Linked DNA regions of Homo sapiens: all the other regions are linked to region 3. The links are chromatin loops, found by intact Hi-C in ENCODE. Cell type or tissue: GM12878. All regions are shown on one strand. Links, peaks and the distances in the headings refer to the core of each region. The heading gives the core; the rest is flanking DNA. Region 1 overlaps HIVEP3 (HIVEP zinc finger 3). Region 2 has its middle 87 kb from the start of HIVEP3. Region 3 has its middle 37 kb from the start of HIVEP3.

Evidence for each region. Hi-C counts contacts between places; a loop is a spot of excess contacts. Peaks named below come from ENCODE experiments on the same cell type or tissue, not always from the same donor. Only the 100,000 strongest peaks of a DNase experiment are listed, where the experiment ranks them.
Region 1: a loop joins it to region 3, with 8 times the contacts of the local background. A loop is called at or near these places in 3 of 110 quality-filtered maps.
Region 2: a loop joins it to region 3, with 2.6 times the contacts of the local background. A loop is called at or near these places in 2 of 110 quality-filtered maps.

The regions. Positions count from the first base shown.
Region 1 is chr1:41,864,722-41,875,387 of GRCh38, reverse strand. The region is part of intron 1 of HIVEP3 (HIVEP zinc finger 3); the gene reads left to right. Among named protein-coding and RNA genes, the nearest start is that of HIVEP3, 49 kb to the left of the region's middle. RefSeq lists a silencer at 4,989-5,068. In GM12878, for the core only: a CTCF peak has its summit at 6,646 (motif pointing right); a DNase peak (open chromatin) is centred at 6,740; H3K27ac peaks cover 947 bases.
Region 2 is chr1:42,000,449-42,011,114 of GRCh38, reverse strand. It overlaps a transcript of HIVEP3 not described here. Among named protein-coding and RNA genes, the nearest start is that of HIVEP3, 87 kb to the right of the region's middle. RefSeq lists an enhancer at 8,627-8,706. In GM12878, for the core only: no CTCF peak of the experiment used is centred there; a DNase peak (open chromatin) is centred at 4,867; H3K4me3 peaks cover 645 bases; H3K27ac peaks cover 3,550 bases.
Region 3 is chr1:41,950,244-41,960,909 of GRCh38, reverse strand. It overlaps a transcript of HIVEP3 not described here. Among named protein-coding and RNA genes, the nearest start is that of HIVEP3, 37 kb to the right of the region's middle. In GM12878, for the core only: no CTCF peak of the experiment used is centred there; a DNase peak (open chromatin) is centred at 5,259; H3K27ac peaks cover 3,401 bases.

The DNA.
Region 1 (10,666 bases), core at 1,380-9,379, 85 kb after region 3:
GCCCTTCAGGCCAGAGGCCGTGGCCAGGAGCAGGATGGATGGGGAGCTGGAGGGGAGCCATGGGAGTCAGTGTGTATCCTAGCAAACAGCACTCTCCAAGCGGGACAGTTCCCAGGCACCATCTACAAAGACAGGGTACAGGGGAGCCTCAAGGGCAGGGCTGGGGCTGAGAGCAGTAGAGCCTTAAAGGCTGAGGACAGGGGATGGTGCTGGAGCCCTGAAGGAAGGCGCTGCATTGCAGGCAGCAGCCAGGACCTTCGGGAGCAGCCCAAGCCAGGCTGGTATTCTGGCTCTCCCTCTCTTGCAGGGCAGAAGCCTATTTGCTGTTCTCTCCCCCGCTCCATCCCTCCCTGTGACCTGCCAAGGTTGTTCATTGATGTGGTCCTTCCAAGTGAGCCCTGGGCAGAGACAAGTGGCGAGGGCGGAAGGCAGATCTGGTGGGAGAAAGGACAGAGCCAGCACCAAGGCCAGCCCAAGTTGTGTGTGAGCAGCTGGGAGGATGCAAGCCCTTTTCCTGAGGTGGACACACTGGAGAAGGGAAAGGTAGCTGGGGAGGAGAATCCTTTCCTCAGGGACTGGCACTTGGAGACCGCTAACTAAATCCCTCAGGGCCTCTGTTTGTTTGTTTGCTTATTGTCTGTAAAATCAGCCATGGGACTGAGTGACTCCACAGTTCCTTCCAGCTGTTTTCTAATAGAATCCTATTGAGGGCTTACTTTCTGTACCGTGGAGTCTCTCTTTATCTTCTAGAATCCAGTCCTCCTCACCCGCTGCTCAGATACTGAAACAGAGAGGCCACGGTGAGGGAGGTGGTGGTGAGTTTGGTGGTGGCTTTCTGCAAGGGCAGGAAAGCGTTTGGCAGCTGCCCTGCTGCTGAAGTCCACATTTCGAACCTTAGACACTGTGAATCTCCTAGAATACTGTCTCTGAAGCCCCAGGTGGTAGACATACCAGGCCCAGGAAGAGGAAGACTTTTCTCTTGACAGGTTTATGTGCTAGCCAGCTAAGCCTAACTCAAGCAGAATTCTCCAAATGAAAGGAAATCAGTGGGCAATCTTCATGCCTTTATTTTGCTTTCCAGACGAACATGAACATCCCAAGTGAAATCCCAGCAAGTAAATGCATTTCCTCTCCCCTCTCTTGGCTCCTTTTAAAAACCCAGTGAATAAGAATAAAAAATGCAAATAGGCACTTCTGTGATCTAGTTCATTTCAATGATAAGGGAACTTTAAGGCAGTTAACTATATTTCTGATTGCTTTCTAAGACAAGAAGGAATGGTTTCAGTGAAGCCAAGGGAAGTCTGCTCTACACAGGAGTCATTATGAACTCAGGTGGGTGAGAGATGGCTGTGCTGGCCCAGCAGACACTGGGGATACTGCCCCTTCCTGGAGCAGAGTTGACAGTGTGGAGGAGAAGGGAAGCGAGGGTGGGAAGGAGGGCCTGCAGCTTCTTCCTGACCCCAGAATGAAGCAAGTACAAGGCTGCCTGGGCCAGTTGCTTTGAGAAGCTTCTCCACCTTCTGGGAGAGGGGTTCCTTATTTCCCCTAGACCCCATGGTTTGGTCTCTTGAATCCCACTCTTGAATTCACTTTAAAGCTTCAAAGCTCTGGGATTCTCTGATATGAGGAATTCTAATCCTCCTCCTTCCCTCTGTCCTTTTTTCCCTCCTTCTTCCTTTCTGAAGGTAGTGAGGTATTCTGGAAGAGAGTTAAAGAGAATTGATTCTCCCTCAGAAACCAAGATAAAGCCAGTGTGAAAAACACAAGTCAGCGAGAATACAGAAAACCTAAATTTATCTAATTTCAGCTTAGTGTCTTGGGAAGTTATCTCATGTAAAAGTATCATTACCTCTGAAATAATGTAGATCAGTGGTTGTTTTGTAAACATATAGGTTTTTGTAGTTTCCATACTAATTATATGACATGACATTAAATGATGCTTGTCCTGGCCTTAGCTGAGGCCCAAAGCTGAGAACAGTGGGTGCCGGGATCCCCCAAATTCTAAAAGGACATGCTAGGTTATCGGTGCCTGGGCCAGCTGAGTGCATGTCCCCGGGGCCTAGTGGTACCCCCAAGTCCTGTCTCTCCTAGAAAATTCTGCTGGCAACAGGTTAATCAGGACTACCTCTGAAGGCAGATGAAGAGAGGAGCACCGAAGGGGCTGCACGTCCACTGAAGGTGGGGTGAAGGTGGCCATTTTCCTGTGGGTGAAGTAAACACCAGGGGAGGCATCTGGCTAGAGCAGTCCTGAGCAGACCCTGCCTGGGAAGCCGCCTGCCAGCCCCTTCAGCAAAGCAGCCCCCATGTGCTTTCAGATGCACTACATTTTCTTTCGTCTCGTTTCCTCTTTTCCTTATAAAATCCAGTAAGTCCTTTAATAGTAAATCAGTTGATCATTTCTGTTATTCAGGATAAATCTGGCATTTTCCTAGAAAGTTAAACATGCACAGCATATGACCCAGTGATTTTACTCCTAGGTATTTACTCAAGAGAAGTGAACACATATGTTGGTGGAAGACTTGTACGTGGATGTTCATAAGAGCTTTATTCAAAACAGTCCAAGACTAAAAGCAGCCCAAATACCCATCAACTGGGGAATGGATAAGCAACTTGCAGTCCACCCAAATAGATATTATTCAGTAATAAAAAGGAACAAACTACCGACACATGCAAAAACATGCATGGATTTTCAAAGCATTAGACTGAAAGAAGCCAGATATCAACAAGTATATATATATTGTACAATTCCATTTACATGAAATCCTAGAATAGGCAAAACTAATCTATAGGGGGAATGTCAAAACTATGGTTGCCTTGGGGTGGGATAGAGGGAGATAAGAGCAGGGATTAACCGAGAAAGAGTGTGTTAAAGCAAACTGCATATGGCCTGAGAAGGACTCCGTACTTCTATATTTGAGTTCTTGTGGATGAATTGCAACCTAGCTTAATAGGTAGACAAGATTTAGGAGTATGTGCCTGTAACAATAGCTGGGTCTTGGCCAATCCCTGTGGCCATACTTCAACCATTTATAAACTGCTAAGTGTTCAAACTGTGTTCAAATAAGGCAAATGCCAACTTGTAACCAATCCCGCCACTCTGTACCTCACTTCCGTTTTCTGTACTATGTCATTTCCCTTTCTTTTGTCTGTAAATCTTCTTCCACCACATGGCTGCATTGGAGTCTTTGTGAACCTGCTGTGATTCTGGGGGCTGCCTGATTTGCGAGTCATTCATTTCTCAATTAAACTCCTTTAAATTTAATTCGGCTGAAGTTTTTCTTTTATCAAGGATGAGGGAACTTTCTGGCATTATGGAAGTTTTTATATCTTGATTAGGGTAGTGGTTACTTGGGTATATACATTTGTCAAAACCCACTGTTCACTTGAAATGGTTGCATTTTACTGTATATAAATTATACCTCAATACAACTTATTTTTATAAGGAAAACTAACATATAAAATAAAAGTTTTCTTTAAAAAATGACTCAGTATAAAGAGATCTGGTGGTCTTGGGCTCATCAATGTGGCCAAGGTTTTGCATTATCAGCAGCTGAGGATTTTGAGCTTCTTGACGTAGCCCTATTCTTGTCTTTTATCTACGGGTTCCTGTTAACTCATTGAAGGTTGTTCTATGAAATCATTGATAAGACATTTGAACTGATTTAATTGTCGAGTAACGCACAGATTCTTGGATAATGTTTCACGTAGATAGTGAAATTATCCTGCTATCTGGTTATTTCAGCAGATCAACCTGATCCCACCCTCTGTGGAAACATGTTCATCATCTTATTCATTACCAGGAGAATTCTGAATCTACATTTTCATTGTTCACTTACTGTTTAAAGATCTCAGAGATAATTGTGTATAATTAATTTCAGTTCCATGAAGCAACTCCTGTTCACTTCTGCATTTTATTCTTCTGGGGCTAGCACATATGCTAGATAATATACTTTAGAATATGCAGGGGTTTTTTTTTTTTTAGCTTTAAATGGTATTCATTGTAAATTAACACAGTGAACATTTTCTAAGCTTTAAATGCATGTTCGTCATTGTGCTGGGCACTGTGGGGTGTATAAAATCAAATCCCAGACTCCAGTCCTGGAGAAACCTTGAGGGTTTGTTTGACCTGGCCCTTAATTTCAGATGGATAAGGCATCATCACCTCTATAGGTAAAGCAGTAAGTCTGGAAGTTGGAGTAGATAACCCATCCAGCCACCTGCCTTTGAATTACTTCATTTTGTAATAGGAAATCTTGGAGATTTGGTCTGAGTGGTTTGTGAATTTAGTGACAGTATGTCCAAGTCCTTGGTTTTAACCCATCTTGTTCCCATTCTTCCAGAAAATAAAAACAACTGACATTTAGTGAGTACTTAGCACGTGCCAGGCACTGTTCTAAGCAGTTCACGTGTCGTAATCCATTTACTTGTTAATGAAATTATCTGAAGCTGATATTCTTATTCTCAATTTACAGATTTGAAAACTGGAAGACAGAGAGGTTAAGTTGCTTGCCCAGAGTCACATAGCTGGTCAGTGGAGGGGTCAAGACCCTAACCCAGATAGCCTGACTCTATCCACACTCCCCTCAGCGATGACCCTATGCTGCTTCTGCCAGTCCCAGGATAACACCTGCAGGTTCTGTCCTCTCAGGGAGAGTAACTTTCTTCCTGTTGTCTTACATCTTATTGTTTTCACTTACTAGTAGATTAATAAATAAAACAATTTCGTTTGTTAAATTTAAAAGTCATATTGATTGTAACATCAATTATCCCTGTGTAAAGTAGACAGCAGGGTGCATTTTGGAATTTTAGAATATGAATGGAGCTTTCAAATGCTTTAATTCATTCATTTGTACGTTCACCCGGCCAGTATGGACAGGATGCCTACCATGTTGCACGTACTGTGTCAGGCGCTGGGAATGAAATGACAAATCAGATACAATCTCTGTCCTTTTGGAACTGACAGTTTAGGGAGGGTGACAGACAGTAAATCAGTATTGTGTGTGTGATTATTTAATTGCAACGTTGAAAAGAGAGAGTGATAAGTCGAATGTGACTCATACTAGGGGGTCAGTAATCACTTGTTGAATGGATGACTCAGTGAATGAGTGAATGAGTCACCCAATCTAGTGCTGGGGGGCTTTTTTTGGGGAAGTGATATTTCAGCTAAGGTCTGAGGCATGAGCAGGGATCAGCCAGATGAGGATGGTGGGGTGGGGAGGGACCGTCACCCCTGCAGCACCTTCCCTTCTTGGAGTCATAGGGGCACTATGTTTGGGATGTCAGCAGTCCCAGGGTCCTTGTCTCAGGACTGACACTTGAGAAAAGCCTCCTCTTTTAGTCAGACGCACTCACATTCTGCTCCGTTTCAAATCTGTTTAGACATTGTTTAGGCCATCTCTTTATTGTTTGTCCTCCAAACGTGTTACTTGTAAGATTTGTTCCTTAATAATTTATATTTTTATAATGTCAGGGGCCAATATGTTTCAAGAGGAACACATTTCAATGTCATGATGAAAGCTAATGGGAGAAGGCTTTTGTTCTACAAAAATTTTCTTTATTTTTTCAACTTTATTGAGGTTATAATTGATATTAAAAAACTGTACAGATTTAATGTGTACAGTCTAATGAGTTGGGACATATGCTTACACCCATGATGCTGTCACCACAGGCAAGGTAATACACATATCCGTCACCTGCAAGAGTTTCTGTGTGTCCCTTTGTTTCTCATTTTGTTTTTTTCAAAAATTTACTTTATAGGATTATAGAACACATGTGCTCCTTAAAGAAAAACACTGTGCAGGGAGATAACAGTCATCAAACATGGAAACCTTTGAGTTGAATGTGAGTTTCGTACTTTGGTGTCTCACGTATGGCTTCATCAGTCTTTGCTGTGTCCTTGGCATCTGATCTCAGATGTAGCTGCGTCAGGCTCTGTCATCTCCTCACTGGGCACTGACTGGTCTGGGGCCTCCATGGCATGTGCTCTTCTCACACTGAGTGGGGTTTCCGTTTGTCTCTTGGGGAAAGGAAGGCAGTCACCTTTAGTTTGCATCTCTTAAGGGCAGTTGATATCCAGGGCAGGTGAATTCTCTTAGCTTTTTTGATCCCTTGCTTGTGACACACAGATTTCTCCGTGTGAGGGGGTGACCTCCTTAAGAGCGTTGTCTTTATTAATGAGCATTGTCTTTAGTAATGAGCATTAGCCTAGAATGGAACTGTCCCAAAATCCTCAACAAGCAGGTCGATGGGAGAGCCATCACCTGTTTTATTCTACTGACATAAGTAGCCTATAGGGTGTAGACATGAACAGGAAGGAGGCTGGATGCTAGGGAAAAAATACATCCACAGAAACCATTGCTTTGAACCCCACCTTTGCTGGGAACAAGCCTTCTGATCTCAGGCAAATCATTTCACATTCTGAACTGTTGCTTCCTCACTTACAAAAGGGGAGAAATTCCTATTTATTGAGCAATTAATGTGCACAGTCATTATGCTTTAGGTGTCTGTTTTGTTTTAATTGTTCACTTAAGCCTTACAACAGTCTTACGAAATAAGTGTTAGTATCCCCAATTAACAGATGGTAAAGCTAAGGCCTAGTGTACTTGGTACCATGTCCAGAATCAGACCACCTATAGATGGCAGTGTCAGGATTTGAAACCCAGACCTCTGCTGAGCAAGCCCATGCTTTCTCTTTCCTTGCTGTGCTCATGGGAGGGTGGTTGTGGTGAGTGCGGGAGAGCCACGCACAGGTGTGCTCTAAACCATAAAGCAATCGTTTGTTGTTTTCCCCTGAGATAATTGACTAGTTCAGTTGGAATATGAGTTTGTTGTTATTGCTTTAGGGTTGAATATAAACAAAAAATTGGAGACTAGTGTCTCCAGGGGTGTATCTGTTTTCAGTGTCTTATCGGTTCATCTGGCTACTAAGGCGGGGGAGGAGGGGACTTAAGAGCAAGAGACTTATTTGCATAAAAGTATCCAAGTGCAAATTGATACACAGTGTCATGACAGTGCCACCATCTCTCACCCATCAGCAGGGCATCCTGTCCCCATGCATTCTCCAAATATTTGTATATTTGTAGAGCACCTACCCAAGGCTGACACTGGGCCCTGGAGTGTAACACTGAAGTCAGACTCTATTTGACAGAGCTTATATTTGAGTGAGAAAAACAAGACCAAAAAAAAAAAAACCCCCACAAACTATTATATAACTACTGATGGTGTTCATGGCTAAGAGGAAAAGCAGGGTAGGAAGGAGGCCAGTGTGGCTGGAGTTAGTATCAGCTAGGGGAAAGAGGAGGCACTGAGGCCAGCCAGGTGGCCATGCGGGCCAGTTGGGGCTCAGCAGGTCAGTGATAGGACCTGGATGACCATGGTGGGTGGCTTTCACTGCTCAGAGACATTGGCTTTTATTTTGAGTGAGATGGAAAGCCTCTGGGAGCTTTTGGAAGGGGAGGGGGGAGGGCAGAGATCGAAGCAGGGAGTCCAGATGGGAGGCTGTGGCTGTGTTCTAGGTGATAGCATTGGAGGGGTGGGAAGTGATTGGATCCAGGCTCTGCCTTCAGATAGAACTGACAGGATTTACCTTGGTCTCCCTGCCCTGAACCTACACAGGAGGCGTGGGAGGAAGAACCCAAGTTAGGCCATTTACCAGATGGCACCTCGTAGTGGAGAGATGGTGGACAAGGTCGCATGAGTATGGGCAGGTGAGACCTTGAGGTGAGGCCAGCAGGGCCTTGTGCTTCCAAGGTTAAGCACGAGGGAGACAGAATCACTCATGATCCATGCAGCATATTTTCTCATTGAAATGCCTGCAGCAAGAAGGCCATCCTGCGGCCTAGTACAGGTGCCACGTGCAGCTGGAATGAGTCTGGAGGAGTCAGGCTAGAGAGGGAAGGTGGGGAGGGGCTGCTTGGTGAGGCCTCAGCATCTTCCTCTAGGAGGGGGTCTGCAAACTGCAGCCTGCTTGTGAGCCAAATTTGCCTGCCGCCTGTTTTTATATGGCACCTCAAACTAAGGATGATTCTTACATTTCTAAAGAGTTGTAAAATAAAAACATCAAAGAAGATGGTCCATAACCCTTTCTGGCCCTTTATAGAAAAAGCTTGCCAATGCCTGCTGTAGGCACATGATGGCCAGGACAAGGAAGCCCCATCCACCTCATTTCATGCCACTCCTGGAGAGTCTCGGAGGCTGGCCCTGAGCTAGAAATGCCCACTGCAGAACAGCTCTCTACCTGGAGTTCCTGCTGGAGTGTCCCCTCTCTAAGAGGGAGAGTGCCCAATAGCCACTGGAAGCTTGAGTGATGATTGGAAAGACTGGCCCTGGCTCTCCATCATGGTGGTGGTGAGGATGCAGAGGAATGACAGAATCATATATTTTGCAAGCTTTAAAGATGTCTGTTTTGCCTGTTATGCCTGAAATACTCAGAAGTCCCTCTTTCTGTCATAGGTATCCTGACGTTGAGTGTCCTTAAGACACAGTCAAGGTTTAAGTCAGGACATGGGCATTGAGCTGGGACATTAGCATCTTGTCCAGATTTTTCAGTGATCTGTAAATGACCTTTAGCATGCCAGGAGCTCCCTGTGCTCTGCAGCTGCTGACTGTACCGGGGTGATTTGCTTGAGGAAAAGACTAGGCTCATGCTCCTTTGAGTGCCTGATGGTCGGATGTGTTCCTTGGGGAAAATACCCAAGGTCAGAAACTGAGCCAAGAGAAGGCTGATTTGGAGAAGAGGAGGAGGTAGCTGGGGAAGAGAAAGGAACGGAACTGGGAAAGGACAGAGGTTACCTTTTTAAACCAACCTGACCTTCTGCTCCTGGCAAGCAGGCTTGGTCCTGGGTCCAGATCCAGTGAGTCCCACAGGGAGCAGCCAGGTCCACTGTGAATCCTTGGCAAGCAGCCTGCCCTAGAAAGTGGAGTGCACTGCATAGAGGCCCAGGAGTCAGTACAGGCAGTGGCCTGGCCTGGGGCCGACCCTGAGCTGCAGGTCACCCTAACCTGTTTGCCTTCCCTCTCTGGCTAGAGAGAAGAGAATCTTTGGCTCTTGAAGGTTGCTAATGCAGCAGCTGCAGTGGTTTCCACCATGCATCCCCTGTCCCTGAAGCTGGGGTGGAGGACCAGCCTCTGAGGAGTGGTGGCCTGGGGAAAGGGGCTAGAGCCTGACCCCTCCCTGCAGATGTGTCCATCCCCATCTCTCAGTCCCAAGGCAGCTGCACCCCCCACTTTGACCACTGCTGGTGTAAAGGGTGCTGAAGATTCCTGAGAGTCCACTGTGGATCTGCCTGGTGTGAGGAAGCTGGCCTCGGCTGGATAGTTATCCGTCTCTCTGTTTTGTTAATGGACAGTAGGGCCCAGTTGCCAGCTGCCATCACAGCAGCGGGGAGAGAAGGCACAGAAGGCCTCAGATTTCGATGCTCCCTTCTACCATAAAAGCCTTGTTAGTTTATTTGTCAAGTCTTTGGGACCTATTTATGAGCTCAAAGCTCCGTGTTATGTGGTTTTTTTTCCTTTTTGCCAAATCCCAAAGCTACGTGTAATGGACAGATAGTGTTAACCTTGGTATTAGCTCATAGTTAAAGCTGTTGCACTTTGTCCTCCTTCTTGCTATTGCTGTAAATTTTAACTTTTAAGACTTTTAAAAAATAACAGCAAATATAAGTTCCTATAAACTCTTGAGTCTACACCTACCTAGGAATTCACAAGCTGTATTCCAATCTAGAGTTCCCTGGTCATTTCTTACTTTGCTTCAAAATAATTCTCATCTCTGCAGAGCTCATCCAGTTTCCCCACATTATTTCCAGTGGAGGACCCAGCACTCAGAGACGCCCTTCTTTAAAGGTAACCAGAGGAAACAGCGATAATGCCAGGACCCAAGAGTGTGTCTGTGTCTTCCATCAGCCTGCAGTGTGGGATGTGACAGCTCCCCAGAGCATATTCTGAGGGGAGGGGCTAGATGACAGGGGTGGCTGTACTTCTGTGAGACCTCAGGATTCATGGATTCAGCCCCAGCTGCCCCTGCTATCACCGCCAGAGGTGGCAAATGGCATTTGACAGGTGGGCTGCACAGTGGGTCCAGCTCATTGGTGATGCCCCTTGGTAGGACCAGATCTCCTGTCTGTCCCATCTGATCCTTATTGCTCCTAATCTTTGTTTAGCCCCAGCTGCTGTTGTGGCTGTGACTATTATAAAAGATGGCGTGAACGATGATATGAGGAAGGGCTTTAATTTTGCTGGCTACCAAGGAGAGAGTGAATAAAAAAAATAGATCCAAGTGTCTACATTGAGAAGATGTTTGAGTTAACCACCTAATGGGGTCAAGTCCAATGATGGGATGGTTTGTGTACTTTATGACAAGCTCCTTCACCCTTGCTGTTTAACTGTCCCAGCCTCAAAAACTGGCAGGAAGCACAGTGCTCTCATTAATCTCTGCAAGACCTCCCTGGGAAACCAGATTAAGGAGCTCTGTGAAGAGAATCTGCTTATCAACATACTGATGAATGGGCTGGGTCAAGGGTGAGAGTCAGAGGCAGCCAGCGCTGAAGCGTAACCCCCTTGGATTAGAGTGGGTCGTTCTGTCTTTATGCCTATGTTAGCTGCTAAAGCAATTTGCAATCTGGACCTGATGCTCCTTTGATAGTCTTTCTTATCCAGAGTGTTTCCATGG
Region 2 (10,666 bases), core at 1,506-9,505, 50 kb before region 3:
AAAAAAATTTGTGACAACTCTGAAAACAGCAGGCAGTGCTGTGGGTAGAAAAGATATTTCATCAAGACAAGCTAGATGGGCTTGCAGTTTGTTATTTCAGTGGGAAACCGTGTCCTAGAACTAAATGAAGAATTGTGTCAGAGGAGGGAGACCTTGTTCAGACAGGATCCAAGCTAGGAATTAGCACATATGGAGGACAAGAGTGAGCTTTGAAACAGTGGTCTGGGCTGAGCCTTGGAGGTGGGGTGGGATGAATTAAAGAGCAGGGACATCCCTCCTCTTGGTGGTTAACTGGAAAGATGTCCTTGGGACATTTTGGTTAAGTAGCTCTTTCCTTTCTAAGATGTGTATAGAGCAATTTGAATTCTAAGAATGGTTTTCTGAACTTATGAATGATTTTCTAAGGGACAGCCAAAGGTATGAAGTTGGGGCAAGAAAGCACTGCAAAGTAATATCTGATGTAGACCCAGCAGATAAAAAGGAAATCCTGAGGGTAGAGCCAGAGGGTAGAAAGGAAAGTCATCTCCAGCTAGGAGGGAAATACTTTTAAGTGCCCTACTTTCCTTTGAAGGTGGTGGAGTTCCAGATGTACTTGCTTGCTCCCTACCTGCATGTACCAAAGAGAAGAATCTCTGCACACAAAGGCTAGAGTCAGCCCTCACATTCAGAGCAAATAGACCTGCCTAACTACAAAGGAAACACACATGAACTACCTATACTAATCTACAGTCCTTCAGCAACAAATATAAAGGATCTCCTAAGGACCACCAGACATCTGAGGGAGATCAACAACATAAGAGACAAAGACCAAGATAAACAAACAAGAAGTCACTTGAGAGGATATGGAGATATTAAAAGCAATTCAGAGATTTTTACATAAATAAAACAATGACTCACTGCTATGAAAAACATGTTATTATGGCTGGGCACAGTGGCTCACACCTGTAATCTCAGCACTTTGGGAGACCAATGTAGGAGGACTGCTTGAGGCCAGGAGTTTGAGACCAGCCTGGGCAACATAGTGAGATCCTGTCTGTACCAAAAGAAAAAAAATTAGCCAGGCATGGTGGTATGTGCCTGTAATCCCAGCTACTCAGGAGGCTGAGGCAGTGAGCTATGATGGCACCATGGCACTCCAGCCTGGGCAACAGGTAAGACCCTGTTTTGTTTGTTTGTTTGTTTTTAAAAGGACATGATATATTCCAAATAAGTAAATGAGACAAAATTGAGAAAATCTTTCAGAAACTAGAAAAGGTGGCAAATTTAAGAAATATGTAAAAAGACAATATAATAGTTTGAGAAGGTCCAATATCTGCATAGTATATACAAAAGAAATGAAGAAATAATGGAATAATTTTTCTCTGAGCTAAAGGAAGAATCAAATTCTTCAATCAAAAGGAACCCACTGAGTGCCAAGCAGGATAAATGAGAACAGATCCAGATCAAGACACATTATGATGAATTTCAATACTCTGGGAATGAAGTTACACACTGGCTAAGTAGCTCTTTCCTTTCTAAGATGTGTATAGAGCAATTTGAATTCTAAGAATGGTTTTCCAAACTTATGAATGATTTGCTAAGGGACATCCAAAAGTATGAAATTGGGGCAAGGAAGCAATGCAGAATAATATCTGATGTAGACCCAGCAGACAAAAAGGAAATCCTGTGGGTAGAGCCAGAGGGTAAAAAGGAAAGTCATCTCCCACTAGGAAGGAAATACATTTAAATGCCTTAGTTTCCTTTGAAGGTGGTGGAGTTCCAGATGTACCTGCCTGCTCCCTACCTGTGTGTACCAAAGAGAAGAATAAAAGCTCTCAGCAACAGGGGAAACGACATTATTCACAAAGAAATAGGAAGTAGATTCACATATTACTTCAGTAATCGATACAATAGATACCAGTAGACAATGGCATAATGCTTTCAAAGTTTTAAGGGAAAGTAAACTAATAATTCTATACTCACGTTTTCTGAAATTCAGAGGTCGGGCATCACCAGCGTTGGTAAATTTATCAGCTTAATAATGACAAATAATAACAGGATTCCTGATTCTTCTGTTATTTTGCAGCGTCTCCTTAGCTTGTTGGCTTTGTGCTCAGGCTAGCTCCTCTATGGTGACAAGATATCCACGGTAGTTCTAGGAACCACAGTCAGAAATAACAGTCTGCAGAGGAAAATGGGAATGCCTTTTATTCAGAACTCCTGGAAGACTTATTTACCAAATTTTAACGTGTCTATTCCTAAACCAATCACTGTAAGGGTAATAGGTAGACCACTGCCTGTGGACACACGGACAAGGAGAATACCTGTACAAAGGAAGATGTTATTATGAAAAGTATTGGGGTGGGAGTAGATGAATGTTGTGACAGCCAGTAGTGTCTGCTGTACCAGCCATGTGAACAATTAAGTGTGTGAGTAAAATCAACATTTTCAGACATGTAAGAATTCAGGAAGTTTACTTCCCATATAGCCTTTCCAAAAAAAGAACAACTATTAAAGGATATCTCCAGCCAAACAACAAATGATCAAGAAATGGTTAAAATGTTGGATCCAACAAACTATGATAACCCAGTAGGGCAATGAAAAGAAATCCCAGTATAACAATTGTGGAGCCGATTTAGAAAGCAGCTGCCAACAATCAGAAGAAGCCACAGTGTCTTCAAAGAGAAAGTGATTCCATTACAGAAACTGTGTAGCTGAGAACTAATAATGGCTTTATCGTATGATGCTGCATATGCCTTTCCTTTTCTTTTTTTCTTCTTGGGAACTCTGGGAAAAATACAAAGTCATAATCCACATACAAAGGAAACAAAAATGTGTCTTGGTTCTCAGCAGTTGGTGGAGAGAAGGAACAGAGAGTCCACTTGATCTTCACACTTGAAACATTATTCTTCAAGTGGCACAGATTTCATGTGACAGGATCACATTTTGTTCTTTTGGGTTCAGTCAGACTTCTTGGTTCTGTACATTCCATCATATTTTCAGTGCTGTTTACTAGTTTTTATGTTTTAGAGTCAATTTAAAAACAAAGCATGGAAAATACAATAACAGAATATGATGTAAATTTATCAATCACATTTGGAGTCTAGGAGATGAAGTGGAAGGAATATAGGTGAGTCTTCGTGGGAGGTTTTAAAAGGGATACAGCAAGAAATAAAGATGTAAGTGCATTCGAGTTATGAAGGAATCCATCAGAAGAACTAAAGGGAGAAACAGATATGTTACCTCTAGAGCATGGACTGTCATGGGGGTGGAGTCAGAGTAAGACATCTCTACTCTTCCGTACTCATTTTTTTAAGCAAATGAATGTATTACTTTTGCGATAACCATTTTAGTACAAATATTGGCATATTATGGAGTAGAATACTGAGTAGTAAGCATTGGCACCGACAAAGCTGAGAAGCCCCAGTGGAAGTGCCATGTATTTCTGGTGAACAGTGTGCACTTGCACCTGTGTCAGTGTCTTCTCCCATCACCCAGACGCCTCTGCTGTCATCACAAGCCTCCCCATCACTCACATGTTGCTATCACACTGGAACTCAGCTTTGTCAGAAGACTTGCCCCTAAGTGAGGGTGAAGTTTCAGAGATGGCAAAAAGCCAGTTACCCTTGAAAATCCTTAAATTGCCCATCAAATACTCTACCTGCAGCACTAGAGACTGTGCTGCCTTCAATAAGCTTGGTAAAGCTGGTGTTCCCCCATTCAATTGTTGTTTCTTGCATTCACAAGCCACATGCTACCAAACCAAACTGAACCAACCGAACAAAAATGTCTTAATCTCTAGAATCCCACTCAAGATGTCAAAATGCTCACACTTGAAGAGAACTGCAGTGAGCCTCATGAAGGACTGGGGTATTCACATCCCTACCTCACGGTCACTCGAGGGCATGTGCTTTTGCAATGAAATGGTACATGCAATTGATCAGGCTCTCTCTCTGCTGTGGTGGAGATGGGGGTAAGCAGAGGGCATAGACCCAAGTCCATGTAAGTTGAATACTTGACTGACTCAGCTCTATTGTATTTCATAATTGTGCTTATTACTCAGAAAAACTCAGATTAGGCAGAAGCTTCTGTACACGTGGAAACACATATAGTCCAATGCTGAGAGTACTCATCAGAAGTTAGCCTAAGTTATGCTGCCTTCCTTCCCACTCCCTGCTGTGACCTTTGGTAAATCATAGAACTTCCTCTCTCTCAGTCTCAGTTTATCTTTCTCTAAATAGGAAATAAGTCGATAACATTTGGCTAGTACGGTCATTCTCAAATTGTGATCTAGGGGTCCCTGGGGGTCTCTGAGAAACCCATTCAGGGATCCATGAGGTCAAAAATACTTTTATAATAATACTAAGATGCAATTTGCCTTTTCCATTTTCATTCTCACGGGTGTACAGTGAAGCTTTACAGAGGTCACAGGACCTATGACATTGCAACAAACTTAATGCAGGGGCAGATTTTAGGATCCAGTTGTCTTCTATTAAGCCAGACATTAAAGAGACTCACTAAAGTGTGAAACAGCACCACTCTTTTCACAGTTTTTTTTTTTTTTTTTTGGCTTTGGAAAGTATAGTTATTTTTCATAAAATATGTTACTTATGTTAACATGTAATGAGGTTATTGACAATGAACTAATAAATATTTTAGTAATTTTTGTTTTACTTTCTGATATGGCAAATAATATAGATATTACCCCATAAACAAAGGCTCTTTGGGGTCTGCAGTAATTTTTAAGAATGTAAGGAGGTCCTGAGACCAGAGAGTTTCAGAACCGCTGCTCTGGTGCTTTGCAGTTAGCAGGGTACTTTCCCACACCTTATTTCATTGGTTCCTCTCGTCCCTGTCTCTTTCCTTGTCTCTTTCAGCCTCCCCCCACCCTCCACCCCTCACACCAACACATGCAACACATGCACACTGAAAGACACACCTGTAGTTTTTAGCTTGGTCTTCTGTCATATCTTGGTTTCCAAGTTTTGCTTCATATGGTTTTATCATCTGGAGGAAATGGGGAAGATTGCATGAAAACATCTAGCAATGATCCAACGATCTTTTCTAATGGTCAGCATTCATTTTTAACTTGTCGTGACCTTAAAGCTATCTGTGTAGAACTGTTTTATAGAAAAATATCTGGAACTGGAAATTCCCAGGAAAATCATAAAAAAGAAACTAGTTATGAAAGACTGGAGACCTTACTTCTAAACCACTCTCACTGAACCAGCCAAGAAGAGATTATCAGCTTTTGGCACAATTCTACATTTCTCACTTTAAGCTAGAAGCAAAAGTATTAAATTTTAGTTACCTCTAATAGTTGTGCAATTTTTAAACATGGTTGAAGGCTTTATTTGAAAGAAAGTATTGTCAGATGAGTAGTGCATTCAACTGATAGCAAAGATTTCTACAAGCAGCATCTTCACTAGTGATTCATAGTGCAATTCCAGCAACTTACTCTTTCCTGAATGTTGGTTGCAAAACAAGGTTATCAACCATTCAGATATCTTCAGAAAGATGCAGCATGGGAACCAACACTGGGGTCCTCCATGGGCGATGGAAACTTCTCTCCAGTTTATAAAGGTAGCCCCCCATCGTTTGAGCCTTTACAAAATAAATGAAGGCTGTGCACCCAAAGGTTTATCCTGGAATTTGCCTGACTCATTTATTCATTATATATATCTGTGTAGATATATATACACATAGACATATATATATACACATATGTGTGTATATATATACACATGTGTGTGTCATATATATGTATATGTGCATGTATACATATATATGTATGTGTGCGTGCGTGTGTCTGTGTGTGTACACCTACTATGTGCTGGGCATTACAGACTGCCATGACAGCAACTTGCTTTCCACTTGAGAGACATACAGAAAGCCCTGTACATTAGTAAGTGAATTATATAGATCTTTAGAAGGGCAAAATACTTTGGGAACAGTGAGCAAGGTAAGGGGAATCAGGGATACAGGGTAGCCTTGCTGAGATGATGACATTTAAGCCAAGCCCTGTATGGGGTAGGGTGGAGGGGGCAGTGCTCCCATCAGCGGGAATGGCCAGGGCAAAGTCCCTAAGGTGGAGTGTCCAGGACAGCAAGGAGGCCAGCGTGGGGATTTCCTGTCCCCTCTGAAACAGATATTGACCGTTCGAAGCAAAGGATTTAGAACTAGGCGACAGACATATTTACAGCAAACTCTAATATTTGAAACACATCTGTTAGGAGCTATTTTGCTTACTAAATGAGTTGCTGTAGCAGTCATCAAGATCACAATGGTGACTTGAAACACAGACTGCCAGGCTTCACCCCCAGAGTTTCTAAGTCAGTAGGTCCAGGGTGGAGCTTGAGGATTTGCAGCTCTAATGGGTTCACAGGTGATGCTGCTGCTGCTGCTTTGGTTACCATACTTTGAGAACCACTGCTCAATAGGTGATAGGATTTTCCTAATAGTTCCATGGTGTATTTTTAGGTATAATGTATTGACAACTTGCTTGGGAACATATCTTTATATAAGTAACTTACATTCCTGAAGAGTTCATGTGATCATACAGTATGGAGCTCAAGCGGTCGGCAGTTCTGACCCTTTGCCTTCCAAGCAACCATTCTGGCCCCATGATGCAATAGTAACTCAGAGAGGTTGCAGCTGCCCACGTCACCTAGTTGTTAGGTTTTTGGAAAGACGGTGATATACAAAAGTAATGAAAAAAAGCTCCCCTTTCTTCCTTATTTCTAGAACCACTGGATGTGCAAACATAATTAAATCTTGCTTTTTTATTAAAATAGGGAGGATACATTTTGCCCTTGACTGAGAAAATCAGAAGTCATGAGCCCCTGCTGTCTTTGCCACATATTAAGGCTTAGAATGCCTACAGTGGATGGATGTGGGCTCTACCTGTTTTGAACATGTGTGCTTCTGATTTCTTCCTGAGCTCTCTGATTTGCTTCCTTGATTTGTTTTCCTCTCCTCTTTCCTCCTGGGTCATGCCTGGGGCCTGCTCCACCACCTGGTTGGTGTCCACTTTGCAAAGGCGGACTTGCTGGGAGAGGTGGCAGTGAGGTTGTGTCCTCCTTTCCTTACTTGGCAGTTGCAGTGTGGAGGGGTGACCTACAACATGAGATGCCTTGTCACTCTGCCCGGATTTAGTACCTAACCTGAGACATTTGCATTGATTTGTTCCTTTTTTTGGTGGCAAAATTTGTGAGACAGAAAAACGACACATTTAACAGCAGCTTAATTTAACTAAAAATCTCAAGCTTATGTCTCCCCCAGAGGCATGTCCGAGGTTTTTTCTCTTTACTGTACTCTTGAGGTGACGAGAGTGCCTTTTTTTTTTTTTTGCCCTAAAAAGACATTTGCCTATTGACTTGGCCCCTTTACCTCCCTGCACCTTATAATCCTTGTCAGCAGCACAGGAAATGTGATCCTTCTTTAGAAAGGAGACCTCTGGAGGTTCTTGAACTCAATGGCCTGGTTTGCTGCCAATCTGGGCAGCCTCATGGGAGGGGCATGATTTCAGGATCTGTGCCAGGAAGGAGTGCCTGGGGGACTTGCTCCCAAGGTGGTTTGTCTTCTGTCGCCACTGTTCTCCCTTCTGGCTCTGTCAGTCGACTTCGATGTGCACGGACAAGGACCTCTTTGCTGAGTAAAGGACAGGGTGCTTTGGAAAACAGCTCAGAAACAACAGGGGCTCATTTATATTATGTTTTATTCTTTTGTATGATATTGTTTTTGAGAAGTCAGCTTTTTAGGTGGGGCACGTTGGCTCACGCCTGTAATCCCAGCACTTTGGGAGGCAGAGGAGGGTGGATCACCTGAGGTCAGGAGTTCGAGACCAGCCTGGCCAACATGATGAAACCTCATCTCTACTAAAAATACAAAAATTAGCTGAGCGTGGTGGTGCACACCTGCATTCCCAGCTACTCAGGAGGCTGAGACAAGAAGAATCGCTTGAACCTGGGAGGTGGAGGTTACAGTGAGCCGAGATTGTGCCACTGTACTCCAGCCTGGGCAACAGAGCAAGACTTCATCTCAAAAATTAAAAAAAAAGAAAAAAGAGAAGTCAGCTTTAAATATTAATTTCTAGATATTTAAAAATATTAGTTAGCAGTTAGAACAAAAAAAACCCAGAAATCTCTAAAAGATAATACTGAATGATGCTAATAAACTCACAGTCTCATATTAGGATTTGAATAAATGTATTTCTTGTCCTTACTGTCCAGCTACCATGTGCGGGTAAAATGCCAGAACCCTTTATTCTCAGGACCTTTCCCCCAGTGGAAAGGGGACACCTCTCAAAGCTCCATCTGCTGTATGAGCATGTGGGCAGGGTGGGAGGGGGAACCTGGAGCCAGAATGATGTCTGGATGTTTCCCTTTTGGGCTACTGACTTGTACAGGAGAGTGGAACCCCAGGGGTCCATCTGACTGGCCCTTGGAGGCAGTTCCCATATCTGGAGTCCCCTAAGCCATGGCAGGCCCCACTGGATCTGCTGATGGAATTGGCTGGGGCCTGGCATCTATATCTTAAAAGCACCCCTGAGTGATTCTAAGGGGCAGCCAAGGTTGAGAACAAAGTGTTCATGGGGAACCCTACTACCTTTGAGTCTGGTTTTTGAAGATCTCTGTCAGAGCCAGTCCTGATCTTTCCTGGCACCTGGACAGGTACAGGGATTTCCCAGCAACCGAGGTGTCATGTGGGCAGATGGGTGAAACTCCCTGAGTGGTGTTGTTTGCACTCTTTCGCGACTGACACAGCCAGCAGGAGTCTGTGTCTGTGAGAGGCCAGGGAAGGTGAGAAGGTCCTGCCCGTTCCCTTGGTTGCTGGGCCATCTGGGTCCCTGTCACTGGGGCCTCTGTTCTGAAGGTATCTGCTGATAGAAGCTGCAGTGGGTGGCAGAGGAGGAGGAGGTAATTTGGTCCCATCTTGGTATGATGTCCTCTGCGTCAGCGAGTCATTGTCAGACAGTTGCTAATTGTCACATTGTGTGTCTGATGATTCTCCTTTATTTTATTTTATTATTTTATTTTTTAAAAATAAAGACCTACCGTTTCTAAAGAGAACTGGCAGTCAATCAGAAAAGTGTGAGTTAAAAGCTTGTGGAAAGGGGGATTTGGGGCTACTTTTAGTGATTACAGGCAGGGGCATTGGTGCCCACCAATCAGAACAAGTGCAGGACATATGCTGGAATGGGGGCTTGGGTGTCCCCTGCCAGGCCCGGGCTACCCCCCAGTTGATGGATCATGGGGAATGTTTGGGGTTCCTGAGAGTGGGGTCAGGGCAGGGTGGGGGTAGTGGTGAGATACCCCGGAGACTTAGGCAGTGACTGTTTATCAAGTAGTACAAAATATTTCAATATTTTACCAAGCAGTATGTCTGTACAGGTGTATACCATCTAGATACCAGGGCTGCTTGTAAAAGATGCCAAAAATTCTGATTAACCTCAGCTTAAGTGTGTGATGAGCCAGGCTTGGTGGAAGATACTGTGGGTGCATAGCTGTGCCTGTCTCATCATTGCTGTGTCTTCGGGGCCCAGCCCAGGGTCTGGTACATAGTAGGTAATCAATAAATACTTGATCCTTGAATCTAGTCTTTCAGCTCTTATGGCTCTCCTAAGGAAAATTAAAGGAACACTATTGAGCATGACAATGTAGCAGACACTGTATCAGGCACTGTGTAGTGAGGTTATCTCCAGACACCAGGCTGCCTTTATGGGCACAGCATCTGTGGAAAAGGAGAGGATATTTTCATGCCAGTAGAGTGTGATGAGTCTTTAACCTGGATTTGTTAAACCAGACTGCTCACACCCTCCATAGACAATGTTGGGGCTACGCGGACAGACTTATGCTTCTGAGCTGACAGTTCAGTGTCTAGGTTATGTTACTAATATTATATCTGCTTATTTATTCTGTTGCAGACTCTTCTTTTTCAGTGTGTCCCTTTTTTCCTGTTCCCTTGCTCACCATTTTTACATTATGACCTATCTGGAGTAGAGGTTCTGTGTCTAACCTTGGGGTAAAGAGCACAGACTCTGGATCAGACCACCTGGATTCAAATCTTAAATGTGGTGTGACCTCTCTGTGCTCTGGCGTCTTCAGCCATAAATGGAAATAATAGTAGGTCATGCTTCATGGGGTTGTTGCAAGTATTACTATATGTAACGCACTTAGAATAGTGCCTGGCACATCCTCAGTGCCATATGGATGCTTGTTCCATTTATGATCTAATTTTAAATGACCAGATTTCAAATATGCTAATGTAAGACACAAGAGCTAAAACAGGTGACTCTTATTACTAGGGGAGGAGCTGGGGAGCGATTGGTTGCTCTGCTTCTCTATTTTAAAATTCAATAGAGTCTTCCATTTTGAGTATTGGGAGAAAAATCTTTGTCAGGAGGGTTTTTGGGTGCTGATTTGAAAGTGTCTTTAGTATATTTCTCATCATTGTATATTGCAGGAGAACTGTCATCCATCTGCAGTGCTTCCCAAGTAACTGTCTGGGGCTTATGGTGATGTATCCCCACTGCTGAGATGGAAGGGAGTCCTCAGATACCTGGCAGATCAACTGTGCTAGTTATAGCTGTCATGTACTGAGCATACTCTCCCATCCTCCTCTTTCTCCTTTGGGAACCTGCTCCTCTACTTCATGTGATCTTGGTGGGGCTGTCCATGAAGGTGAC
Region 3 (10,666 bases), core at 1,767-9,766:
GGGATGAGAGATAGTGTTGCAGCCATTTTTGGAAAGAACAATCTGCCACAGTGGGGCAGGGAAGTATTTTCTGCCCACAGTGGAGGGGGAGGAGAGTGGATATTGGCTAAACATTACCTCAAACTCTCATATGCCTTTAGCACTTCGTATGGGGCTGTAAACACTGTGGGCGTGCAAAAGTGGATCCTGCTTGGGCACCTAGAAACAGGGCCTAGATGGGAAGCTTGTGCAAGATGTTTATTAAGGGATTGCTCTTAGGAAAAACCTCCAACAGAGGGAGAAAGCAGTATAGGACAGAGAAGAAACTAGGAAAAAATGTGGTTTTAGAAGAAGTCTGGCTTCAGTGTAATCCTTCGAGGAGCTCTAGAGTGTGAGATGTGCCATACAGGTTGTCCTGTCTTGAGGCAAGGGAGTTGAACTCTTATTCCCCTGTATCAGTCTGTCACAAGTGACACTTGGGGGAGGAGTGGGGAGCATATACTTCTCAGATGTCTCTAGTTAAGGCAACTGTTGCCTCTGCTACCAGCTACTGCTTGTACCATTAAGAACCACTTGTTTCTCATTGTAAGCTTACTCTATCTTCTGATAACTTCTGCAGGATTCTTCTTGGTCAGAATTTTTGGGTTATTGGGACAAACTACCGTCTCCATGGTTGCAGTTGGTCCTGAGGCCATACTAATACTCATCATCTTCCTTGTCTGCTACCCTTTCTAGATTCTTCTTTCTTGGCTAGCACTTCTGGCTAACCAATGTGGCTAGTGTGGTGGACTTTCTGGCCCAACTTTCATCCTGAGGGGGTCTGAGCCCCTGGTTTCCATTCCCTTATCAGGCTGTTGTTGTTGTACTTGCCAGTTTATGAGTTAAAACTGGTTATTGAAGTACCAGGAGATACCCTAGTGGGTCACCCGTCATATGTATCACATCATACCTATTCCTTCCTGCTCCCATTAGGTAGCAGTCTCTCTACTTCCTCATATTGATCATGGTCATACCCCCTTGCCAGTAAGACAACTCAGTTTTTTTGCCTACTCTTAGAATGAAGAGCCTAAAGCAACCTGGAGGTAGCAGCTATAACTTAATTTTAGCAAAAACTGTGTTCCTTGGTGGACACATCTCTAGCCCCGTGGAGCATAAGGTACTACATGTAGGAAGTGCAAATTCCACAAGGGACACTGGGAGTAATAAAGAGTGGGGTCACTCCTGCTTTGTCCCCCAGCCTTAGTTCCCAGACCTATGCATTCTGTTTCTTGGGAACCAGCCCCATATTATGGCTTTGGTTTAAAGTATATGCTACTTCCCGAAGGGCAGTGCCTCACCTGTACAGGGTGTTATGTCCAAGCTTGCCCCTTAACTATGCTTTTAAGAGGTTGTTCCAATGCTCGATCAGGCCAGCAGCATCTGGATGGTGTGGTAAGTAGCAGGAGCAGTGGATCACATGGTCATGTGTTCCTGTGCACTTTCTTTGCTGTAAGGTGGATTTCTTTGTCTGAAGTGAATTTATGCAGGATCAGACTCTCAGCTATAGCAGTCAGTTGGAGTCCTTGGATAGTAGTGGTGGCTGAGACCTGCAGGCAAGAAAAATAAATCTATACCTGGAATATTTGCCAATTCTAATCACGATAAAATATTGTCCTTTTCAGGGTGGGAGTAAATCAACTTGTCACCATCAAGCCAGTTGGTCTCCTCTAAGGATGGTGCCATCTCAGGGTCTCAGAATTGGCTTTTGTGGCTAGCGGTTTGAATGTTTAGCAGCATCAGGAGCTAGATCATCTTCAGAATTCAGGAGCTCCTGCTGTTGGGCCTGTGGGTAGCGTCTATCTCTGTCATCATGGCTGCTCCATTCATGAGCCATTGCATAAGCCCTGGATAGCCAAGGACAGAGGCCGGCTGAAGTCTCCTGTCCAGTGGTAGTTAAGCACCTCTTCCATCATCAGTGCTCACTGGTTGGCCTTAACACACAACACAGAGCTCATGTCACTTGGTGCCCACTCCCACAGGTCCAGCCACATGCCCTTGGACAGACTTCCATTTCCTCAGTCTTCTAATCTAGTTTTACCCAAGCCCCTGACCCACCATCCAAGCCTTGCACGACTGTCCATGAGTCTGTATACATCTGTCTTTACCACGGGCCACTTTTCTCTTCATGCAAAGTGGGTGAACAGTCCTGCTTCCTGAAGCTTTGCCCATTGGGAGGCAAGCTGACCTATCTGTGAGCCAAGCCAAGCCTTGGGATTTTTCCTTTTCTGTCATCCAGGAATGGGCCATAGTTGTGATCTAGGAGGGAAGAAGGGTTGCTGCAACAGTGGTGAGTGACATAGTGGGGGTGGGCCTGGTCATCTGCCCCTGCAGCTTGTGACCCCCGGCCCTGCTCATGTGAAACCTGGGGTGTACCTCTTCTACTTTATGAGGATTGTTGCTGGGCCTTCTTGACCTTATGACTTGCTGGATCTGACTGTACTTAGTTCAAGATTTACAGCTCTGCCCATATGGTCACTTGCTGTTTCATGTTCAGATGTTCAGTTTTCACCAAGTTTCAATAACTACCAGGAGCTGTTTTCAGAATGGTGTATAATCCTTTACTTACAATGGCATTGTCTCGCTCCTGAACCCTCAGGGTCTGCACTACTGGAGCATGCCCAAGGCACCACACAGCACCTTCATTCACCACAGCTGCCATTAGTGCCTTGAGATGTGCCTGGTCACGTGGCCCAAATGGCAAGGCTGCTTGTATTGCAGCCGGGAGCTGCCGCAGCTCTTTCTTGCCCTGGGTGCCACTCAAAATGGGCAGTCTTTTCTGCTACCCATTTTATAGATGAGACGTTTTGTGTTTAGAGAGATTGAATAACTTTTCAAAGTCTCAGAGCTAGTTCATAGTGGTTTGGGAGTCCATATATGCCAAACTCTGCTTCTCCACATTGCCTCTTCTACACTTTCAGGCCTATTTCCAGGATATCTATGAATAGAAGGAAAACTCACCTGTGGTTGATTGCATGTGGGTGAATTGGCTTGCCCTTGAAATGCCAGATGTAGATCAGTTTTAGCTTTTCAAAATAGCCTCTGACTCAGGTAACTGCATTGTTCAAGGACGGGAGCTGGTGCCATGTCCTACCCTGACTCAGGGAGTGATTCAGACTGAGAGTTGGCTAAATCTAGAAGGATTTTTGGATTGCATTATAACCTTTTAGGTATTCATCTTATCCTTTAGCTAAGAATAGATCTGGACCATGAACAAGCCCTTCTGAAATCATCCTCCTCCACTAGAGTTCTGAGCTTTCTTTCCATGTCCAATCTAGACAGTAGGGATCACTGCACGTTGAACTTTCCTCGTTCTTTCTTCTGCCCAGTTTGTCCTTGCATGATGATGTTCTCCCAGATGCTTTTATAGAGCATAAAGGGCATGATTGGCTCAGAAAGGTTAATTTTCTTGCCTAAGCTATTTATGTGGAAGCCAGGACTTAACCCCAAGTGGTTCAGCTCCACTGTGTTAGACTAGGGCTGTGCTCAATAGTTTTCTATTTACTGACAGCTATTGATGAGAAACTAACCCCTACTTGTTTAGCAGTGTCTTAGAGAATTATGACTTTGGGGGAATTGTATCAGGATGAGTATAGTAACAGTTTTGGATTTTATTCTACTTTATTTGATAAAATGAAGTTTTATTTGTATAAAGATTATTCTGGCAAAACTTTTAGTTTTTTTGGGACTCTGGACAGTTCTTTTAACTTTTGTTTATAGTGGCTTACAGATTAGTGGGAGGTAGACTTTAAGAAAGTATAGTAAAAATATAAATTACTGCCTTGGTGCTATTGAGTAAGGATGAAAAATAAATCACTGAGCCCTTTCATGCTAATATAATTCATTTCATATATTAATTTCACTTCCAAATATATGCATACATATATTTACAAAATAAACATATAGTTTTGACTAAAAGAAAATTTTAGGCTCCTTCTCACCCATCCTAAGGTCTTTTAGACCACCCAAGCAATTCACTTCTTGTCCACTCTGAGCATAGACAAAGGAGTTTGGAGGATTTATTTAAATGAGCAAGATCTGAAAGTGAGAGCACCTTCCAACTCCTTCTCCTCCATGGTTCATATTGTAGCTTCAATAATTTGCTCCCAGCGCTGTTCAAAAACCATATAAGCTTATATTCAAACAAAATTAAAAATGGATTTCAAACTTCATACCTAACTTGGGCTCCTGTCTCTTTTTATTTTCATCGCTGCTTCTCCACATTGCTGAAGTGATTGCCTCTGTATTCCAGGAGGAAAGAGAGGGTAATCTTGGCCCTCTTCAAGCATCAACACAAGCATGGAAATAAGACAATAAATCCTAATACTTAGACCATGTGATATTTGGGATGAAGTTGTACTGCTGCTCCATTAGCATGGCTGATCTGAACTGGCTTTAGTTACAGAAATTCTTGGAATAGATTCCTAGGTGGAAAGTGCTTTCTGTGGCTGGTGCTCTACAGAGATCCTGACCTAGGGAGTATTGTTTTTCTTGCTTAGGATCAGCCTCCATTTCTCCTAAGAACTCACAGCACCCTGGACCGTTTCATACACGAAACAGATAATGGGCCTCAAGTTTGCATGCAGACTTTCTGTTAACTACAACAGCCCCATCTCCAGTGTGTGCTTATGTTCCTTAGTTTCTCTGCCTGTCAGGCCTCAACAGATGCAAAATATTTCTGAGTTTGGGCTAAAGAGTGAAAATCCAGTATGATGCTGTCGTTGCTTTTTCCCTTCTCCTGACTGTTATAATTTGCTATAAGAAACGTCCAAACCAAGAAGTAGTTGACATTAGACACTTGTGGTGTTAGCACCAGAGGAGGTAATGACTCCCTGGGGAATTCAGCCTTCACTGTTCTTCACCTTCCGCTGGAAGTGAGTCCCGGCTACAAGCCTAAATCATTCAGGAGTGAAAGGAGAGGTCCCAGCTCGCCTCTCTATCTTTTGACTGTAGAAGAGTTCCAGATTTTTCCTTCAATTTCCAGATCTTCCCCAGAAATAACTTAAGTCCCGGAGGCCCTTTTCTAAGCAACCTAACCCGTGAGTCATTCCTGTGCTCCCTGTCTCCCACAATGATTGTATTCCTCTGTCCATTCACAATTTTAATTATGCCTCTGCTCAATGGGCTTCCCTTCTGGTTAACTTCTCCGGGTAACTCATTAAACCTCTGAGTCACACGTTCATTATTAAAGAAAGGACAAAAATGAGAGAACAAAAAGGAACTGTGCCCCAGGAGAAACTTAGGGGTGGATTACTGTGGTTAAGTGTAGCTGAGTAGCTGGAGGCCTTAGTTGCCTCTTCTCCCCTTTCAGGATGTGCCCTGCATGGCAGGATGCATCACAGGACTTAATACGGTGAGGTCATTGTTGTGGTTGGTTTTAATATGAGGGGTTTTTTTTTGTGTGCTGTTGTAGGACACAGTTTGCAATTCTGGTGAAAGTACTTTCCTCCTATTTAACTATGCCCTCTAAACTTAGGTGGTCTCATAACAATGATGGAGCTACTAATTAAAAAGAATTCCAGTCTTCACTTGTGCCTCTGAAAGAACATAGGAGGGAACCAATTCATAACCCACAGAGACACTTCTTAATATTCCCTTTCTTTTTTCCATCACAATTTTTCTAAAACGGCTCCCACCCCACCCCTACCCAGTCTACCAAGCAATTTCTTTCCTTCCTTACCTCTTTCCCAAGATAAGTTACTTTATTTCTTTCACCCTTGGATCTCCCTGTTGTAAAATGGGTTTCATTGTAGTACCTGGCTGATATGTTGTTGTGAAGATTAACTGAGATAAAACATGTAAATACTACCAACAGAGTGCATGGAACATTGAAAATGCTCCTAACAATTAGATGTTATAATTTTCAATTCAGCCTCCCCAGCCTCAATTTTGATCTTCTCAGTGGAAACACTAGAGAAAAAAAAAAAAAACCTGGAAGCTGAGAAAATGGTTCCTAAAGAATAATAACAATGGATATCATTTACCGAGTGTGACTCACGTCCCAAGCTTGTGGAACCATTTCTGTGCATTATCTTTAATCCTGACCACAACGCTGAGAGATAGATAGATACTATTATTACCCCTATTTCACAAATGAGGAGACTCGGACTAAGAGCGATGAAGCAACCTGCCCTGGGCCACAGCCTGTAGGCAGAGGAGCTGGAGTTCAGACCCTGGCCTGACTGACTTCCAAGTTCATGGTTTAATGGCTCTGCAGAAAGCTGCAAGGCAGTGGTGCAGCCAGCATCAGAAAGGCCAGTGTTCTCTGTGTGGGTTTTGACTCACAATGGCCATGACCCCCTGCTCAGAGACATAGGGCCTTGATGACGACTGGCCTGTCCTTGCAAACAGCTGCCAGGTTGGAGCCAGACCCCGCAGGGTGGGGTGAAACCACCTGGCCTGTGCCAAGGTGAAGTCTCTGAAGGCCTCCTTGGTTTTCAATGAGAGACAGAGAGAAATGTGTTTTTTTCTGCAAAGGTTGGCATTTATTTCTTAATAATCCGTTTTTAAAAATGTATGTGGCCTCCCTAATCAGCAAAACAAAGGCTTACTGTCCTTTTATGCATGCTAGAAAGTACTAATGAGTTCTTGGGGGTTTATCACTGACTCTGGAACAGAAGTAGAAGCCAGTATATCTGGAGTCAGTAAAAACAGGTTTTGCCAAGGTACTTCAGCTGCAAGGGAACCTTTAAATATTCCACACATCCAGCGCTGCATCTGTCCTGGGGAATTTGAGGATGAGCTGATGCCCTGCATAGGATGCCTGGTGCACACTCTTCTATTCCATGTCCTGGAACCTTGCGGGTGGGCCCTGCGCAGTCCTTTTAGATGTGTCACCTCGGGTGGTCTGCCATCTGAGGGTCTTCTCTCTGGGTAGAGAACCAGTTACACAACTCAGTTTCCCCAAAGGCCAGAATGGAATACTGAGCTTTGCACTAAGTGTAAGGGCCAATATGTTCTGGGTTCTGAAGAGTTAGCAGAAAAAAGGGCTGCTGCAGCCTTGGGTACTGTGATTGATGCCTGTTTTTTTGTGCAAACAAAAGTCAAATACCATTATTATTAGTGGCAATTCATTGGTATTCCTCTTCTTTGTCCTCTTCTTCTCCTTCTCCCTCTCTTGCATCTCCTTCCTTCTTCCTCTCATTATCCCAATTTTCCTCCTTGGTTTCTTTTAACAATAAAAGTATGTAGAGCAAGAGAGTATGTCGGGAAGATTTGGCAGATCATTCACTCATTCATTCATGTACTCATTCATTCATTTCTCAGACATTTATAAAGCACTTACTCCAAACTGAGCATGGGGTGGGGCTACAAATTCAAGTAAGAAATCTTTCTTATGGGATGTGCACAGTCTAGGAGGGAAGAGGCAGACATCTGACAATTACAAGAAGTAACATGTTCTGAGGACTCATTATGTACCTGGCATTGTGCTAAGTTACCCTTTAACCAGATCATCTCATTTAATCCTCATAGAAACACTCTGAGAAGAGTTTTAGCATTTTATCCTCTTATACATGAGGCTGAGGCAAAGACAGATTAAGTAATTGGCCCAAGGTCACACAGCTAGCAGGCCACAGATCTGACTTGAACCCAGGCAGTCTGACTCCAGAGTCAGTATTATTAACAGCTCTGCCGCTGCCTCCCTCATAATCACAGCACACAGTGACAAGTGTCACACAAGTGGGATCCAGCAGAAGTGAAATTTGAACCTAGTCTTGAAAAGTGAATAGGAGTTTTCAAGGCTGAGGAAGTCAGGAAAGATCATTGCAGGCCTAGGGAACAATGTGAGCAGAGACAGGAACACAGAAGATCCAGTATCCACAGCCCATAACCAGGAGCAGTGTCACGGACCCATGTGTCAAAGTTGGGGACAGGCAGGGGACTAGAGAAGACACCAGAAAAACAGCTGGACAGCTGTGCCTAGACTGCAAAGGGCTTTGAGTCGATTGCTCATGAGAAGGACTTTTGTCCTATAGGCAGTGGAATGACTTGACACCTTCTAAGAAAAGAGGGGAATGATTTGACTTGTATACTAAAAAAGATGATCATCATTTAAAAATAAATGATATTTTATATCACACGATCTTTGGGTGTCAGTAATATGAATAATAGGATTTTTTCCCTTTTGTTACTTTATATATTTTCCAAATTATCTTTAATGAACTTGTCTTGCTTATTTAAATAATGTGCATGTCCTTTACATGCATGTGCATATACACATGTAAAGGGTATATGTGCTGGAAAAGAGAGTTGTGAATTGGTGGCAGTGGAGAGGGAGGAGAGAAGTGGGAAGGGAACTTTCATGAGACTACATAGAAAGCAACTGGGAATGTCAAGGCTTTGGTGAAAGTCAAGGGCTTTGGTTATCAGGGACCAGAAGTAACTTGCTTCTGCTGATCCTTAACCCCACTTGAAGGGCCTCGCAGGCACTACACACTTCACAATGAATGAATGAATGAATGAATGAATGAACAAAAGAAAATGAAAGCAATGTGGTTGGAGAAGAGGGCATAAATTTGAGGAAGATTTTGGAGAGACAACTAGGAATCACATAATGGTGCAGCGAGGATGAGATTTCTACATTAAACATTGAGGAAGTTGATCACCCTCTTATCTGTGATAGAGAATGGGAGGAAATTCATGAAGTGAGAAGCAAGAGATGATGAAGATTTTGATTTTGAATATGTTGACTTAGGGGTTAAATTGATAAAATAAATTTAACTCTCTGTTGCAAAATCCAAATTGGATATAGAAGACAGATGAGCTAGAGAGAATGTATCTTCAGGGAAGATAGCCCTGAAGGAGAGCTGCTGCTTTATGGAAGGGCAAGTGAAATGCAGTTGAAAGCTGCCTTCAGAATCTTCCAGTCCAGTTTCTGCCACCTCCATTGTCAGGGAATGTCTAGTTGTTCACGTAATTTATTTCTAACTACATGTTTTGGTTACTTACTATTTAAATATATTGTATGCACACTGATATGGTTTGGCTGTGTCCCCACCCAAATCTCATCTTGAATTGTACTCCCCACAATCCCCACATGTTGTGGGAGGGACCAAGTGGGAGGTAATTGAATCATGGGGGCAGTTTCCCCCATGCTTTTCTCATGGTAGTGAGTGAGTTCTCATGAGATCTGATGGTTTTATAAGCATCTGGTATTTCCCCTACTGGCACTCATTCTGTCCCCTGCTGCTCTGTGAAGAGGTGCCTTCCACCATGATTGTACGTTTCCTGAGGCCTCCCCAGCCACGTGGAACTGCGAGTCAATTGAAACTCTTTTCTTGATAAATTACCCAGTCTCAGACATTTCTTCATAGCAGCATGAGAACAGACTAATACACACACCAAGTGCACATATAGTAAGTTTACAGTTTGTAGAATTTACATAAAATGAACACTGTTCTCTCATCTCCACCCAGACAAGAAGAGATCACTCCCAATTTCAGCACACCAGAAATCTTATTTGTGCCCTCTCTCAGTCATTGTCTGCCACCCATCAAACATAAACACTATTTAGGCTTATATTGCCATACTCTAATTTTGTCTCGTTTTAATCTTTATATAAATGGGATCATACAGTGTGCTATCTTTTTGGCCTTTTCCCCTAAACATTATGTTATGAACTCTATCACCATGAGTTGGATAGATGCAACTCCATCATAGCTAGAAGTGTAAGCTTGTTTTCCATGTTTTAAATAATTCTTAGAAGGGCATTTCAAATGCCCCCTTCTTCTTTCAGTATTTAATTGCTTTTATGGTCAAAGACTTTAATGTGTCTCACCATACTCTCTAAGTGGCAATACAGAAGCAAAGCTATGTGTTAGAAACGTGGGGATTTCCAGCACAGTCAGGAGCAGAAACTAGGGGATTGCATTCTAATTAGTTTTCTTCCTTAAAGTTCAAATGTGGTTAGAATGGTGACTGACTAGCTCAATATGCCTTCAGTTTCTGGCCAGATATATTACATGTTTAAACAAGAACATATCTCCCTGTTAACAAAGTATCATTTTTACTTATATGGACCAATAAGACCATTTTCTGTAACAGCAACTCAAAGAATTTCAGATGCAAAGTTTTATTTTTTAAATCAATAGTCTTTAAGTTTTTAGGGCAGTATGAGGTTTACAAAATATTGATCTGAAAGTACAGAGAGAGTTCCCACATATCTCTTTGCCCTCTTCACATAGTGTCCCCTATTATTTACATGTTATATTAATGGAGTACAAAATACAAAGTTTTAAAACAAAGTCAGAAGTAAATGCTTCCCAGGTGGCAGTAGCTCACAGCATAGTCATTTTTCCTGTGAGAATAGAGGGGAAGGCATGGATGGGATAGAGCATTCTACTCAGAAGCACAAATGCAATTATTATGGATCCATGCCAATACAAAGCTTTGATTAGAAACAAGCATCAGAATCTTAAAACACCTCTTAAGTTAATCACCAATGTGTTACTCCTGGTTATACAAAGCCCAAGGTGCAAAGTGTTCCCAGGGAAGAAAGTTTCTGTTGGAAATACTCTTGGGGCTGGTGGGGGAGGAGAGCATGGTACCACGTTTTTTTTTGTTTGTTTTGTTTTGTTTTGTTTTGCAGTTGCAAGATTTAATAGAATGAAAACAGAACTCCCATACAAAGGGAGGGGACCCAAAGAGGGTA